Linked DNA regions of Homo sapiens: all the other regions are linked to region 2. The links are chromatin loops, found by intact Hi-C in ENCODE. Cell type or tissue: heart right ventricle. All regions are shown on one strand.

Region 1 (5,000 bases), 140 kb before region 2:
AACAACTCAGCTGTGCAGCTGCCAGCAGGGGGCAGCAGGGAGGGTGGTCCCTGACCCTCTGGGCTGCAGTTTCCCTGCAAGGAAGGAAGAAATGGGATTGTCCCTAAGCTCCCGTTGATGCTGCGTGTGTGAACTCTCCTCTGTGGGGCATGTGTCAGGCAAGGCGGACACCAGGAAGCCTCAGCAAGCACCAAAATCTAAAGCCGAGGAGAGGGTGGTGAGCTGGAGCTGCCTTTCCTGGGGGAGCACGGGCTCCTTCGAGGGCTGGAGGGGCCCCCACTTCCCAGAACAGTTGGTCAAGGTCTTCTCCCCATCCTCCTTAACAAATTCCTTTCTGGTGGAAGGAGTGCCCCCCCCCCGCCACCTCCCCGTTCCTCTTCCTGCAGACTGGCATTGCCCACTCCTGTCCCCACCCCAAAGGTTAACATCGCAAAGAGAGGGACATTTTTTACTATAATTCAAGGGGAAGGGGGGCACAATGAGGCCTGTGTCCCACGCTGTCAGGAAGTTCACCTCTGTGGTGTGAGGGTTACGTGGATGGATGTTCAGATATCGTGCCTGGAAACTCCTTCTCCCTCTCCTCCTCTGCCTTCAAAGCTTCCCCACCACCTTCCAGAAGGAGAACAATGGAAAACCCCCAGCAGGGGCTCAATGCAGGAGAGTGGGAACCCAGGAACGGTGGGTGAGGCAGTAAAAAGACTGAGCCATAGGAGGAGGACCAGAAACATCTGCCACCCTCAGAAGTGGACAAAGACCCCACGTCCCGGAACAGAGCCTAGGAGATGCCGAAGGGACCAGAGCGGTCTCCCCCAGTGGTGTGTGTGAATAATCGATGGTTCCCCTAAAACTGGAGCGGAAAAAAACTATGTTCGCCACCTGCGATTTGTGTGCTGGGCCCTCCCCTCCCCCAGTAAGGGGCTAGAGCCTCAGAACACACAAAGCAAAATACACACTGAGCGCTTCCAACACTGCCTCCTGGCTTCTGCCAGGAGTGTCTTCTCTGCCAGAGACCATGAATTCCCCTGACCCTGAGTCTTTTCTCACCCCATTTCCCAGCCCAAGTTCCCCTCGCTTCCTCTCTGACCTTCCCAGACTGTGGGACCACCTTCTCCAGGCCACTTCACTGGCCCCATAAGCCTCCTTTATCTGAATACGTATTGCTTTATAAATATTGATCGATGGCCCACTGTGCAAGGCACTTTCACAATCAAAATCCCATTTCATCTTCATAGCAAGCTTTGGAAGCCGACTGTGGAATTGTGCCCACTTTTCAGATGAGGACTTTGAGGCCCTCAGGTTCAGGTCCCTGGGCAGAGCTGTCCAGCAGTTATTTGTGACTGGAAGAAACTCAAGTCATGTACCCCTGCTCCCCTCCTCCTCTTCCACTTCCTCACGGTCATCATCCCCTCCATCCCCACAGTCTGAGGGAGAGAGCATCCACGCCAGCTGGCTTGATAAGGTGGAAAGAGCACAGACTTTGGAGTTAGATGTGGGTTTGAGTCCTGACTCTGCTACTCACCAGCTTTTTGATCCAGGTAAATCTTCTCATCCCCTCATCTGGCAGGGACTAAGTAGCCTTAACTACAAATTGGAGGTTTTGTCATCCAGACCCCATCAAATAGCCAAAAGGAGATGATGAGGCAGTATGGATGCAGCTCCTCGTACCGGGTCAGTAGAGATGGCATCATTGTCCTCATCACAGCGATGGCGAGTCACAGGTGAGGAAGGTGAGGCCAACAGATGCCAAGCAACTTGCCCGAGATCCCATAGCAGGCAAGCAGCCAAGATGAGCTTCAGATTCAGGTCTCTTGACTCTAGCTTGAAGGCTATCTTTTGTCCTCCCTCTATTTCTACTGAACTTGGTTTCAGCAGGAAGCAGATTGAGCAGCCCAGAGCCAGAGGGCAAGTGACAAGCTGACTTGGCTTTCCTTGAAGAGCATCCATAACCCCACCTTCCTCCAGCTCTGGCAGAGGACAGAGCTCAGCAAAGCCAGTTTCCCAGCCATTCCCCCCAGCCTTGCTAGGCATCAGCCAAGCAAAACATCACCAGGGGATTTAAGAAACACTGTGCATTGGGCATTAAGAGATTGGCCATTGCTGCCTTCTAGTGTCCCTGTAAAAAAGGTCAGTCACTCCAAGGCTTGAAGTTCATGGACCAAAAGAAAAGAATACATTTGGGGGAAAAGAGTTGCCCACACTTTATTTCACACTAAATTAGATTGTGCCACTTTCATTGCTTGACATTCTCCAGTGCTGCCATCTAGTGGTGGATCCGATATAGTAGCCATTAGTCATTATGTAGCCGTTTGAATTTAAATTTAAAGTAATTAAAATTAAATAAACCTGAAATTTCAGTTCTTCAGTCACACTAGCACACTCCAAGTGTTCAGTAGCCACATGCAGGTAGTGGCTACCATATTGACCATTACAGATACAGAACACGTACATCATCACAGAAGCATCTATGGCAGAGGTCCTCAACCCTTGGGCTATGGACGAGGTATGGGTCTGTAGCCTGTTAGGAACCCGGCTGCACAGCAGGAGGTGAGCAGCGGGCAAGTGAGTATTACCACCCGAGCTCCGCCTCCCGTCAGATCAGTGGCAGCATTAGATTCTCGTAGGAGCGCGAACCCTATCGTGAACTGCACATTCGACAGCTCTAGGTTGTGCGCTCCTTATGAGAAACTAATGCCTGATGATCTGAGGTGGAACAGTTTCATCCCGAAAACACCCCTCCACTGTTCATGGGAAAATTGCCTTCCATGAAACCAGTCCCTGGTGCCAAAAAAGTTGGGGACAGTTCCACTGCAGCAGCTTCCCATTATCGGATTTACGATGAAGCATCATACTCCTAGCCATTACCCAGATGATCCAGCCCAAGGCTCAGAGCATGATTTTCCTAAAATCCACAAAGCTAACACATGCTGAAACAGATGTGAACCCATGTCTGGCCCATAAGCATTCGCCATCACTTTCGAGTTCTTCATCACTCCACAGCATGAGGAAAGATCCCTTGTCCTACTCCTCCCAAGCATAGCTCGACCCCTCTTCAGGCCTCTGCCCCGATGGCTTGTCACATGGTAAGTGCTGAGATGCCATTCTGCCCACAACCATACCAAGGTCAAAGGCAGAATAAGGCTCCAAGGTGTGGCCTGCACTCTTCTTTTCCATCCACAGGAGGAGCATTTCCATGGGCCACTAGCTCTTGTCAGCCAAGAGCCCAGAATGGACAGAGAAGGGAGCAGGAGGGATCCTTTTAAAACAACAACAACAAAAAAAAAAAAACATAGCCTGGAAGAAATTTCTTGATGCAACAAACATGTAAACACATGTTTACGCTCAGGGGCACACATCTGGCTGGCACACACTCACACATATAAAAGATAAACACACTCAAGGACACACAGGAGCCAGGTGCGATGGCTCACACCTGTAATCCCAGCACTTGGCAGAAACCAAGGCAGGAGGATCACTTGAGGCCAGGAGTTTGAGACCAGACTGGCCAACATGGTGACACTCTGTCTCTAAAAAGAAAAGAAGAATTTTTTTTAAAAGCAAGGACACACAGGTTCGTTAATACAGACGAACAATGCCCACAACCAAAGCCTTTCACAAAGACAGCCAGGAGTGTCCCCCAACTTAATTAATGAAAAGAGGTTTCTCTGAAGTCGTGGCCTTCCAGTTTTAGCTCTAATAAATCTCCAAGCTCCAAAGACAAGCACCCATGAAGGCTGTTCAGAGGCACACAAGCAGCCTCACAGACTGACTGAAAGCCGGTGAACACATGTGCCAGCAGAATGATGAGGCAACAAGAGACAGGTGCTAAAAGGTGGCCCACAGGGGACAGTCTGGGTGGAGGACAGCAATGATGGCATCCCAGGAAACAAACACATCCCTCTGTCCAGAGCCCTGGACAGACAAAGCAGATACCAGAGCCACCTCCTGGCCGCCCCAGGTGAAACACAAGTCCTCCACAGCACACCCAGTCTCAGTTCAAACCTCCTAGACAACAGCAGTCAAAAAGGTGCTCCACTCCCCCAGCCCCTCCAGAGAGCCCTGATGGGGCTGTGCTGTGGGGCCTGAGTAGAAACCCACAGTGAGGAGAGATAGGTGGGGCAGGGTCCTCCCTCTGATCCTTCCTGACCACTCCTCATGTGGGGGAAGAAAGCCGAAAATACCTAGGTTCTCTGAAAGAATATCCAGTCCCGTGGTTAGACTCTGAGAATACCTGGGACATTCTCAGCACCCAGAAAACACACAGGAGGTAAGGATATTCTATGCAGTCCCCACATCTCAGACTGTCAGAGCTGAAGGGAGGGCATCGCGAAGCTCAGCTGCTCCATTTTGCAGATGTGAAGGCTGAGCCCAGAATGGGCAGTGATCTTCCTCGCAGAGTTGCACAGCCAGTCAGTGTGAAAGCCAGAACTAGAATCCAGTCTCTTGACACCCATCCCAGTGCTCCCTCCCAGCTCTGCTCCTGACCCGGGACAGTCACACCCACCTCCGAGCCTTGGTTGACCCATTTGTAAAATCAGTCTCTTGGCCTTGACAGCCTCTCAGGTTCCTTTCTGCCTCCTCATCATGCCATTCTCTGATACATGAAGTGGGAGAGGGACACAGATTTCCAGAATTTACTCAGTTTGTTCTTTCTGGGGGGCGGATGCAAATGGAGACTGCAGGCAAGGCCCATTGAGATCTCTACACTCATTCATCCAACAAGTACTAATCCACCATCTGCTGGGTACTGGGCTCACAAGGAGGTGGGTACTCCTTGGTCCTGAAGGCAGTGGAGAAAGGCTTCCACTCGTGGAAGGGTGTTGAAAGTGATGTGCCCAGGCTGGGTGCAGTGGCTCACACTTGTAATCCCAGCACTTTGGGAGACCAAGGCAGGTGGGTCACCTGAGGTCAGGAGTTCGAGACCAGCCTGGCCAACATGGTGAAACCCCATCTCTACTAAGAATACAAATATTAGCCAGGCATGATGGCACAGACCTGTAGTC
Region 2 (5,000 bases):
CTTGTATACACACAGACATCTACACTGACATACCCCATGTACACACACAGATCTAGACGTGCTCCACATATGTGTGAATATGCGCACATACAGGCCTACCACAAACACAAAACCCACCTGCAAAGGTTTCACGGAACGTGGAGCTCTCCTGGCCTCCCGTCCCTCCTCCCGGCCTGTTTGTTGTGCCTCTGTAGAGAGCGCTTCGGAGAGAGAGGCGAAGTAGGAAGTGGGATTTTCTCTTCCCTCTCCTGGGCCCGTTTGCCCCTACCCTCGCCCAGCAAGCTGCGCCCAAATTCTATTCTGCCTCTGGAAACTGCTGGACCATCCAAGGTCAGCTGCCTGCCCTGACCCCTACCCCAGGGCCAGCTTGTCCTCCTGGGAGGCGGGACAGGCCCCAGTGAGGTTCCGTTGTGCGCTGTGCCTATCTCTCGATTCCAGGGCAGATGAGCCACAACATCACCACCCTGCCACTTACAAGGTGGGGGACCTGGGTCTGGGGTCTCAGGCGCAAACTGGAGGCCCTCACAGCCCACTAGGCCCCCTCCCAACCCCAGTACCCTCAGTCCCTCAGTCAGGTGGTGCTAGTAGAGCTATCTCTGACGCTGCAGGCCCCAGGTAGATGGGCAGGGCCCTCCGTGGGTGTGCAGCGGCGGTTCCCTCATCAGTCCAGCCACTGCCCAGGACTAAGGGTCTTCAAGGAAGATGAGGCCATTGCCCTTCTCCAGGTGGCTTCACCACAGTGCTGCCTGGGCACCTCTCTGAGGCAGAGAAGTGGCCCCTCCCTCAGTCCCTGCCTGGCCGACCACTGTGGCCTGCACGCGAATGGGTCAGAGCCAGACCCCGGAGCTGGTGCTGTCCTTCTAGGTGGCTGCTCATAGCTGGGGATGGTGAGTGGCTGTGTTCTGGCCTTGCCCACGTGGGTGTTTGCAGAGACAAAATGAAGGGGATATGCTCCCCATAAATACCACCTTGCCACCACAAGAGGACCAGAAGGCTACTCAGCCTTGCTGCCACAGAAGGGGATTTGTAGGGTCAGCCTGGCTGCAGAAAGGCTGGCTCAGATCTTGACCAAGAAACCCCAGCGATTTCCATCAAAGACCACGCAGGTAACAGAGGTGATTCCTGAAGACCCAGCCCACAGAGGGTGGCAGCCAAGCATCTCTGAGCAGTGTCCCTGCTAGCATCGCCAGCGGCCATCACTCTGCCTCCCTCCCACCTCTTGTCCCTCGTCGTTAAAAAACAGCACCCTATCCTGCTTCCCCACATTTCTGTTCCTCCAATGAAGGGCTAAGACTATTTAGTAATCTCTTTCTTAAGCAGAGGAGTGGCAAGGATGGCAATCTTGAATTTTATTTTCTGTAGAGATAGCATTTCTTCTGGTGCGGAGCTGAAAGGAATCCACCCAGAAGTTCTGTAGCATCCTGCGTGCAGCCTCCTGGAGCCCCAGACTCCATCTGGGGGAGGGACTTGTTTACAAGCAGTTCTGACCACCTTAGTGGTGTACTGTTTTCTAGGCAAAAAATATCTGTCTGTTGTACTGTATAGCCTTTAAAATGCAGTCCAGGAATGAGACTCTTTTAAGAAACACATCCTGCTTCTGCAATTCCAGAGAGTGCTGGGGGAAAAAAAGGGATAAAAATTCCTACCTACTCATCAGTGTTTGAAAGATGGAGCTGAATAGCTTTTCTTGTTCCTGGACTAGGCAATGAATAAGCAACAATGTATCTTTTCTGTGTTCAAAATAAATACATAATATCAATAAAATGTAGCAAGAAGTAACACTTTCAGAGAGTGCATAAGGTTCCTTTTTTTCTTTTCTTTTTTTCTTCAGACAGGGTCTCACTCAGTCGCCTACGCTGGAGTGCAATGGTATGAACATAGCTCACTGTAGCCTTGAACTCCTGGGCTCAAGTGATCCTCCCACCTCAGCCTCCTAAGCAGCTGGGACTACAGGCATGCACCACCATACCCAGCTAATTTTTGATTTTGAATTTTTGTAAACACAGGGTCTCACTATGTTGCCCAGGCTAGTTGAAACTCCTGGTCTCAAGCGATCCTCTCACCTCAGCCTCCCGAGTAGGGTTTATACCTTCTGAAACTTGTAAGAAAAGGAAACACTAAATAGCAACAAAATGAAAATACACCTCCGGCTAGCAATCTCTACCCATTCATTACCTCTCAAGATTAAGCACCATTGAAGCCTTGTCATTTTCCTGTTGATGTGGATATTTGGATAGTCAGTGCCTTACAGGAGTTGCTTTTTTTTTTTTAACCTCACTGAAACTTGGCATCATTTCTCTGAGACATGGCTGGTGTAACGTCATGAGGATGGGCCATCAACTTCAGGACCTGACTCTAGGAACTTCAGAGACTACACGTTTTACTCTAACAGGAGTTGGCTTGTAGCACCCTGATGGCTTGTACCACCAGGAAAGAGAGGAAAGTGGCAATGAAACTGAAATGAGCTGTTGTCTCACCCTCTGCAGGAATTCCCCTCTTCCTTTCCATGCCCTCCACAACACCATGGCTTGGGCTATTGATCTCTTAGCGGACAGAGCCTGGGCCCCTTCCTCTGTCACATTTCCCTCCCACCAGAACTCCAATAGAGCCCACTAACATAGTCCTAGATGCCCCCAAGTGCCTTGAAAGTGGGGTGCAATCCAAAATTCGAATAGTCCATTAATATAGTCTTAGACCCCAAGTGCCTTGAAAGTGGGGTGCAATCCTGAAGGAGGGTGCAGCGGGGGGAAAGACCACGAGATAGGCTCATCCTTCTGGTTCTCCAGCCCACGTCCCTGCTGGACAGGCCAAGGCTGGCTCTGCTGCGCCTATCACCCCCACCCTGAGCCCACACTGCCACCTGCCGGCTCGCTGCTGCCACTGCTCAAAGTGAACAAGTCAGGCCCTGAAGAATGAGGAAGCCCCTCCTCTCACCTTGAAACACAATACCCACCAGCACTCATAATTGCAGACAAAACCCGTCATTTTAACCCTGGGCTTTTCTTCCACCCTTGAGATGTTCTATGAGGTTGAACCCATTCAAGTATTCCATTTTTGGGGCTCACCCCCGCCCCGCCAGCATCACTCTCTGGACAAAGCCTGACACTTATGTCCCCCTCTCTGTAAGCAAAATAATCATTTTGCATGCCCTCTGTTCTGAACATCACTAGGCATGGCTCTGGTGCCACCTCAGTGCTCTGGGGCTCCACCTCCTGGGAATGAATGCAGAAACTTCCACAGTGATGGTGTCCAGCCATGTGCTGCCCCCAACCGAAACCACCCCACACCGACACCCAGCTCCCACCACAAAGACTTAGGATCCCACAGGCCTTTGGGACTGTCACGCTCTTGGCTTTTCCTGCTCCTCCATCCACGACATGCCCTATGCTGTGGTGTGTCACATATGGCACCACATTCAAGGTCCTTTGCACATTCCTAAGGAGATGCCGCCTGTCTGTGCCAGGGGCCAAGGAGAACACCCCAGGTACCTGGGCTCATCAGAGGCCCAAGGAGATGGAAGGTGAAGCTGCATCACAGGACGATGGAGACAGGGGCCCCAGGGCCAGACCCTGGGATGAGGATGTGGGTGAGAGTTTGGTTAGGGAAGTGTTCCCAGGAGTACCAGATGGAGTGAGGCAGGAAACAAGAAAGGCAAGGAAGCCAGTGAGGGGGTCACCAAGCAGGTCACCACTGCAGGCCACTGAGCGCAGTCCCACTGGTGACTCTGAGACACAGAGTAGAACGCACCTCAAAGTGACGCCCGCCCTCAGGTGGGAGAGACGGGTTGTTTGTACCCTGATGCTCAGCAGACATTTTTGGAGGCTGCCCTTTGGAGAATGTTCATTCCTGCCCCTTGTGGAGGCCAAATGGGCTCCTCTGGCCAGAAAAAAGTCTTCAGGGGAGTCACCGTGCTGGCGATGACGCCATCGTGATAGTCCACAAGAGCCATCATTGGGTCCCCGTGTATGGGTGTGGTGAGGTCCCAGGTCTCTGCAAAGGGCTCCAGCAGCTGCTGCCACACACAAGCAACAGGCATCGCCCAGAAGAGGGCGGAAGGAGGGTTGATACAGAGTAAGGCTGTTCACAGCCACCACGAGGAACATCCATTGTCACACTGGCCAAGCCCACATGCACATACACACACTGGGGCCCCTCCCAAGTTCCTAGAGATACCCCTGGCACACACTCACATGTAGCATCCCTCAGCTCCACCTCCTGTGGTTTCGTGGACATTTGCTCAGACAGCTTTGGTGCACACACACTAGTGCCCTTCTCACTTAGAGCTTGTGCACGTACACACTTGGTGTTGCATACTCCAGTGCCACTGACACTCCCACTCAGCTGTTCCTATCCATGCCCACCTGCATGTCCAGGCTCTTGGCATGAGCGGTGGAGAGACAGTAAGCTTCATCGTCTGAGGAAGTGAATCTTCTGTCCTGGTCTCTGCTTTGCTTCACCCCACATTGCACGTCCTCGGGGCCAGAGGAACTCTCTGGAGCCCAGGACTGGTTGCCTAGATCAGGCCGGGTATCTCTGGGCTTGGGGGCTGGGCAGATCTTTACCCCCAGGGTGGCAGCCCAGTTGTGCCAGCCCAACATGTCTCCAAGAAATCCAAGGTTGCAGGTCCTCAGGCCCTGCCGTCCCCACCTCAGCCATGCCACCACTGACCATCTCACCAGCATGACTCCTGGGGGCCTGGGGCTGCCTGTCTCTCTTCCACTGCCAGTGGCTGCCTGGTCCACAGCCCACCCCAAGGCTGGCACCATCTGAACTGTGTGGTGGAGTAGAAGAGCATCCCTTGAAAAGGACCCTCCACTCCCTGCCACTCTGAGCCTCATTATCCAACTGCAAGAGTCAGAAACCCAACTTGAATCTTCATGAGCAAGGAAGAATACTTACTGAATTGTCCAAGTCAGGCATGGCTGGATCCAGAAAGTCCGGGAATATGGGCAGGTATGTCATCTCTCTCTGGATTCTGCTGTCCACCACAGTGCCTTCAT
Region 3 (5,000 bases), 130 kb before region 2:
AGGTCATCTGCCTCTAAATCTACGAGACTTCCCCAAATTGCGTAGCTGTTGAGTTTTTTCTCCCAGAGTAAATTCACTGAGTTTCTGAATCCACATCATAAAATGAATTACCGTAAAGCAAGACACGTTTTCCCGCAGAAACAATGTTAAGATATTCAGCCAGGCTTCCTGACCAATGGCTAGGCGTCCAGTACATCATAAATACGACCAACCCAATGTCATAAATATAAATGTGCAAAAACTATAAATGTCTTAATAATCAGCTGAAAATGTAAACCCTAAATGGTCATGTAAAATTTGTCACAAGTCCTAGAACTCAGAAATATAGTGAGCATATTTGTCATAGAAGAAACCCCAAAGTATTATAAATAAAGCATACATTCCATGTGGAAAAAATATAGTCCTCCCTTATCATAAACTTGACTTTAAAGAAATAAATTGCTAGAGCAGAATTATAGAATTGCAGAGGGAAGAGGGACCTTAAATATTATTTCTTTCTAGACCCTATCTGTTGCTGAGATCCTTACCACAACAGCACTGCCAGTGTTTTCCAGCCTACACTTGAACATCCCCTAAGGATGGGGAGCTCACTACCTCCATGGCTTCCTATTCTACTTTTTTTTCTTTTTCTTTTTCTTTTTTTTTTTTTTTTTTTTCTGAGACAGAGTCTCGCTCAGTCACCCAGGCTGGAGTGCAGTGGTGCGATCTCAGCTCACTGCAACCTCCATCTCCCAGGTTCAAGCAAATCTCCTGCCTCTGCCTCCCGAGTGGCTGGGATTACAGGTGCCTGCCACCACACCTGGTTCATTTTTGTATTTTTAGTAGAGATAGGGTTTCACCATTTTGGCCAGGCTGGTCTCGGACTGCTGACCTCAGGTGATCCGCCCACCTCGGCCTCCCAAAGTGCTGGGATGACAGGCGTAAGCCACCGCGCCCAACCCTGTTCTATTTTAGGTTAAACTTTCCCATAGTTGTTTCCTGTACATTCTCTGCTTGCCCTGAAAGGAATGAACATGGTACCAGCAGGCCCTGAGGGAGGTTCTGAGTTATTTAACCTCTAGGAGCCTCAATTTTCCCATCTGTCAAATAGGGATCAATAATAATACCTATTTCATGCATTGTTGTGAAGGTCAAATAAGGTCGTCCATGTCAGCTATCATTATTTTATTAATACTATTATTATCCCAACCATTGACCAAGTGGTCCTCAGTTTCTCTCATATTTGTCTCCCATCTTTGGGCAGCTGCTTTTGACTTTTTTTTTCCAATCCCAAATACAGGGCCCTCAACTCATCCTTGTAATGTTTCCTATTGATATTTTGAATCATTTCCTCACCCTGACAAGACCTCTGGATCCTGACCCTGTTGTCCAGCCCATCCTCCATCCCATCAGGGTTTAAAGAGCCCATTGATTGGATCAGTAGACAATCGTCTTCATCTAAGTTGATGATAAAGAATGCTGGTCCAGACCAGGCACAATGGCTTACACCTGTAATCTCAACACTAGGAAGCTGGGGTGGGAGAATCAGCTGAGGTCAGGAGTTTGAGACTAGCCTGGGCAACATAGAGAGACCCTGTCTCTACAAAAAATTTAAGAGTTAGCTGAGCATGGTGGTGCACACCTCTCGTACCAGCTACTCAGGAGGCTGAAGTGGGACAACAGCTTGATCCTGAGAGGTCAAGGCTGCCATAAGCCCAGGAGGTTGAGGCTGCAGTGAGCCATGATCACACCGCTGCACTCCAGCCTGGGTGACATTGCAAGACTGTCTCAATAATTAATTCATTCATTAATTTTTTAAAAGAATGCTAGTCTAGATGGGCCTGGAATAGAATCTTGTGGCATACCACTGGAGACCTCCCTTGGGGCCAATGTGTCCCAAACTGTATTCCTTGGAAATTTTTGCCTCCCATGAGATGTGAGTATGTGTTTGGGAATAAAAGAGGCTGCAATCAGATGAGATTGATACACAACAGATGCTAAAACAGCGTTTACATGAAGAAGCAAAGACACGACATCTAATGGTAAGCTTCCAGGCTAGAGGCTTTACCTTCCAATAGTACAAGCCCTTAAATCTCTTTTGTCCACTGAGATTTATTTTTACAAAAGAATTCCACCCTGTGAGTGCCCTGAGCGTAGTCAGTCACTCCCTCCTTTCTCAGACAGCTTTACTTCTCTCCGTGCCCTGCCATGGTGAGAACCCCAAGCACATCAGTCCTGAGACATCCTCTGGCGCCTCTTGTCTGGCCCCACAAGAGCCAGCAGGGTGGGGAGCAGCCATTGGATTTGAGTCATACCTATGGGCTCCTATTTAGACCCTGGGCACAGGCTCCAAGAAGCTGTCCCCCTCCCCCACAGCCACCTCAGTTCCCCCAGTTGGAGGCAAGACCCTCTCCTCGCCCCATCAGCCTCCACAGGAGCTTCTGCCCATGGCCAAGAACAGACCAGCTTGGATCACGAAGGACTGAGCACCTGGAATATTCTGTGCTTCTCCCCTGATGTCTGAAGGCGAGTGCAGCCTCGGGCCTGGCCCACAGTGGCTGATGGTGGAATGAGTCAGTGCCCAAGCAAAGGTGAGCCAGCCCCTGCAGGAAGGTCAAGCTCTCCTGCCCAGGTGAATCCCCCTCATCCCGGATCCCTCTGTGCCTCCCCCTGCCTGGGGACCACACCTCATGCTTCTCCTGGGGTTCATGAGTGAACTCCCAATAGCTCTTAAACACGAAACCCATCTTCATTCCACTGTCCTTCTGAAAGGACACCTTTTGGGAAAATGAACCCAAGTGTCCCAAAAGCATCTGCCTGAGCAACTATGAATGATGGCCTTTCCTCTTCCCACGTGTGTCCTCCAGGAGCCCCGTCTTGCCAAGTCCAGAAGAGGCTCATCTGTTCTCATCGCTAGCCACTAGATGGCGACATCAGGAATTGTTTAATTTTCCAAAGAAAGTTGCTTGGGAAACCACACAGTTCTAAATAAAGCAAAAAGCAATGAATGGGAGGAAGGAGGGGAAGTGGAAAGGCAGGGATTTAGAATTCCCCATCCCTTTACATGGCTATATAACTTGGGCACGCCCTTTAATCTCCCAGAACCTATGCACCTGCAAAATGGAGCTAAGAGAGGTAGCTACCTCCTAAGGTAATGCTGGAAGACCTGGGAGCATATTAACCTCCTGGGGAGCTTTACAAAATAGTGAAGTCAGCCAGGTACAGTGGCTCACGCCTGTAATCCCAGCACTTTGGGAGGCCAAGGTGGGTGGGATCACTTGAGGTCAGGAGTTCGAGACCAGCCTGGCCAGCATAGTGAGACCCCCGTCTCTACTAAAAATACAAAAAATTAGCAGGGTGTGGTGGTGCACACCTGTAAGCCCAGCTACTCGGGAGGCTGAGGCAGGAGAATCGCTTGAACCTGGGAGGCAGAGGTTGCAGTGAGCCGAGATCGTGCCACTGCACTCCAGCCTGGGCGACAGAGCAAGACTCTGTCTCAAAAAAAATAAAATAGTGAAGTCCAGCCCCCACCAGGCCAATTAAATCAGAATCTCTACATGTGCCTTCCCCAGATACTACTTGGATGTGGGGAGGGGAGCTGGCCAGGCAGTTCCAGGGCACAGCCTGAAGTGAGGATCTCTGCTCCAGGGCAGCAGTTCTCAAGCTTGGGCATGCATCAGAATCACTGGAATCTCTTAGTAACACAGATTGCTGGGTCCCACCCCCAGATCTTCTGATTCGGCAGGTCTGGGGTGGTACCCCAGGATTTGCTGATGCTGCTGGTTGAGGCCACACTTTGAGAACCACTGTCTTGCAAAGAAAGAGAGACAGTGGGTAAGCTGATGCATATAGAACACTAGGTTGCTTGAGTCCAGGAGTTCAAGACCAGTCTGGGCAACACAGTGAGGCCCCATCTCTACAAAAAAAATTTTTTTAATTATCCGGGCTTGGTGGTACGTGCCTGTAGTCCCAGCTACTCAGGAGGCTGAGGCAGGAGGATCACTTGAGCCCAGGAGGTTGAGGCTGCAGTGACCCATGATTGCACCACTGCACTCCAGCCTGGGCAACAGAGCAAGACCCTATCACCCTCAACAACTGCCCAGCACAAAAAAAAAAAAAAAAAAAAAAAACAACTAGGCTCCATGCCTGACGCAAAGGAAGCTGTGTGGGTTTTTCCTAACAACAACCAATTGTCCAGTTCTCCAACACCACTTGGGTTTCCAACAATTCAAGCCATTTCTGAGCCTAACTACCCAGAGTTAGTGCAGACTTCACAGGTTAATAAAGGCTTAGACACTAGCCACAAGCAGGGTCACCAAGTGAGCCACGCTTCTGCCTGCCCAACTACAACTTCGGGGGTTGCCCGCAGCCCTCCTTCGGATTCGATAATTTGTTAGAATGACTCATAGAACCCAGAGAAGGGCTTTACTTTTGATTACTCATGTATTACAAAGGATACAACTTAGGAACAGCCGAATGGAAGCGCTGCATGGGGCAAGACGCAGGGGTGGAGCCCAGAGCTTCTGTGCCCTCTCTCAGAATGGAAGAGGCATCCAAGTTTACAAAGCACTTGGAGAAATGTTACTCATGTGACCCACTCCGGCTGCCTGTGAGTTCAGAAGAACATGGCAAGGTACGACCTTTTCACAAAGGAGAAAACTGAGACAAAAAGCACTGGTGAGCAGTCAGCGGCAGAGCATGGGATCAGAAAACTGGGGCTTCTGGTTCCAAGCCCACTGCTCTTACCACTGTGCCCCTCTTCCCTGGAGAACCTGACTTGTTAGGACTGTACATAAACCAAGAGTTAACAGGCATGTCTCTGAGCTTTAGCACAGAGGCTGGAAAGATTCCTTCTTTTGGCTGGTCGGAACCTCTCTGTATTCGCTCTTGGTTCTCAGTGGCATGGCAGGTGGGTGAAGCTGGAGGATCCTCGAGGTCTCCACCAGCCTGTGCAGTCAGTCCCATCCAATCGGACTTGAGTTTTTCCTAGTAGCTTCCTTCCCCGGGACCAGCTCAGACGC

What was found. Peaks named below come from ENCODE experiments on the same cell type or tissue, not always from the same donor. Only the 100,000 strongest peaks of a DNase experiment are listed, where the experiment ranks them.
Region 1: it touches region 2 in a loop (11-fold over the local background); 47 of 110 quality-filtered maps call a loop at or near these places.
Region 3: a loop joins it to region 2, with 10 times the contacts of the local background. A loop is called at or near these places in 49 of 110 quality-filtered maps.

What each region holds. Positions count from the first base shown.
Region 1 is chr16:66,342,476-66,347,475 of GRCh38, forward strand. No RefSeq gene overlaps it. Among named protein-coding and RNA genes, the nearest start is that of CDH5, 22 kb to the right of the region's middle. In heart right ventricle, CTCF peaks have their summits at 15 (motif pointing right), 2,262 (motif pointing left) and 2,466; no DNase peak of the experiment used is centred here; H3K27me3 peaks cover 1,749 bases.
Region 2 is chr16:66,481,047-66,486,046 of GRCh38, forward strand. It overlaps BEAN1 (brain expressed associated with NEDD4 1), which reads left to right. Exons shown (of 5, transcript NM_001178020.3): 5 at 1-1,787. It overlaps LOC124903698, which reads right to left. Exons shown (of 5, transcript XM_047435016.1): 1 at 118-5,000. The coding sequence starts at 4,103. The coding sequence ends at 3,498. Among named protein-coding and RNA genes, the nearest start is that of BEAN1-AS1, 7.1 kb to the left of the region's middle. RefSeq lists an enhancer at 3,111-4,091 and a silencer at 3,904-3,973. In heart right ventricle, a CTCF peak has its summit at 2,871 (motif pointing left); DNase peaks (open chromatin) are centred at 2,845, 3,355, 4,015 and 4,295.
Region 3 is chr16:66,354,770-66,359,769 of GRCh38, forward strand. No RefSeq gene overlaps it. Among named protein-coding and RNA genes, the nearest start is that of CDH5, 9.4 kb to the right of the region's middle. In heart right ventricle, a CTCF peak has its summit at 2,901 (motif pointing right); a DNase peak (open chromatin) is centred at 2,872; H3K27ac peaks cover 2,083 bases; H3K27me3 peaks cover 184 bases.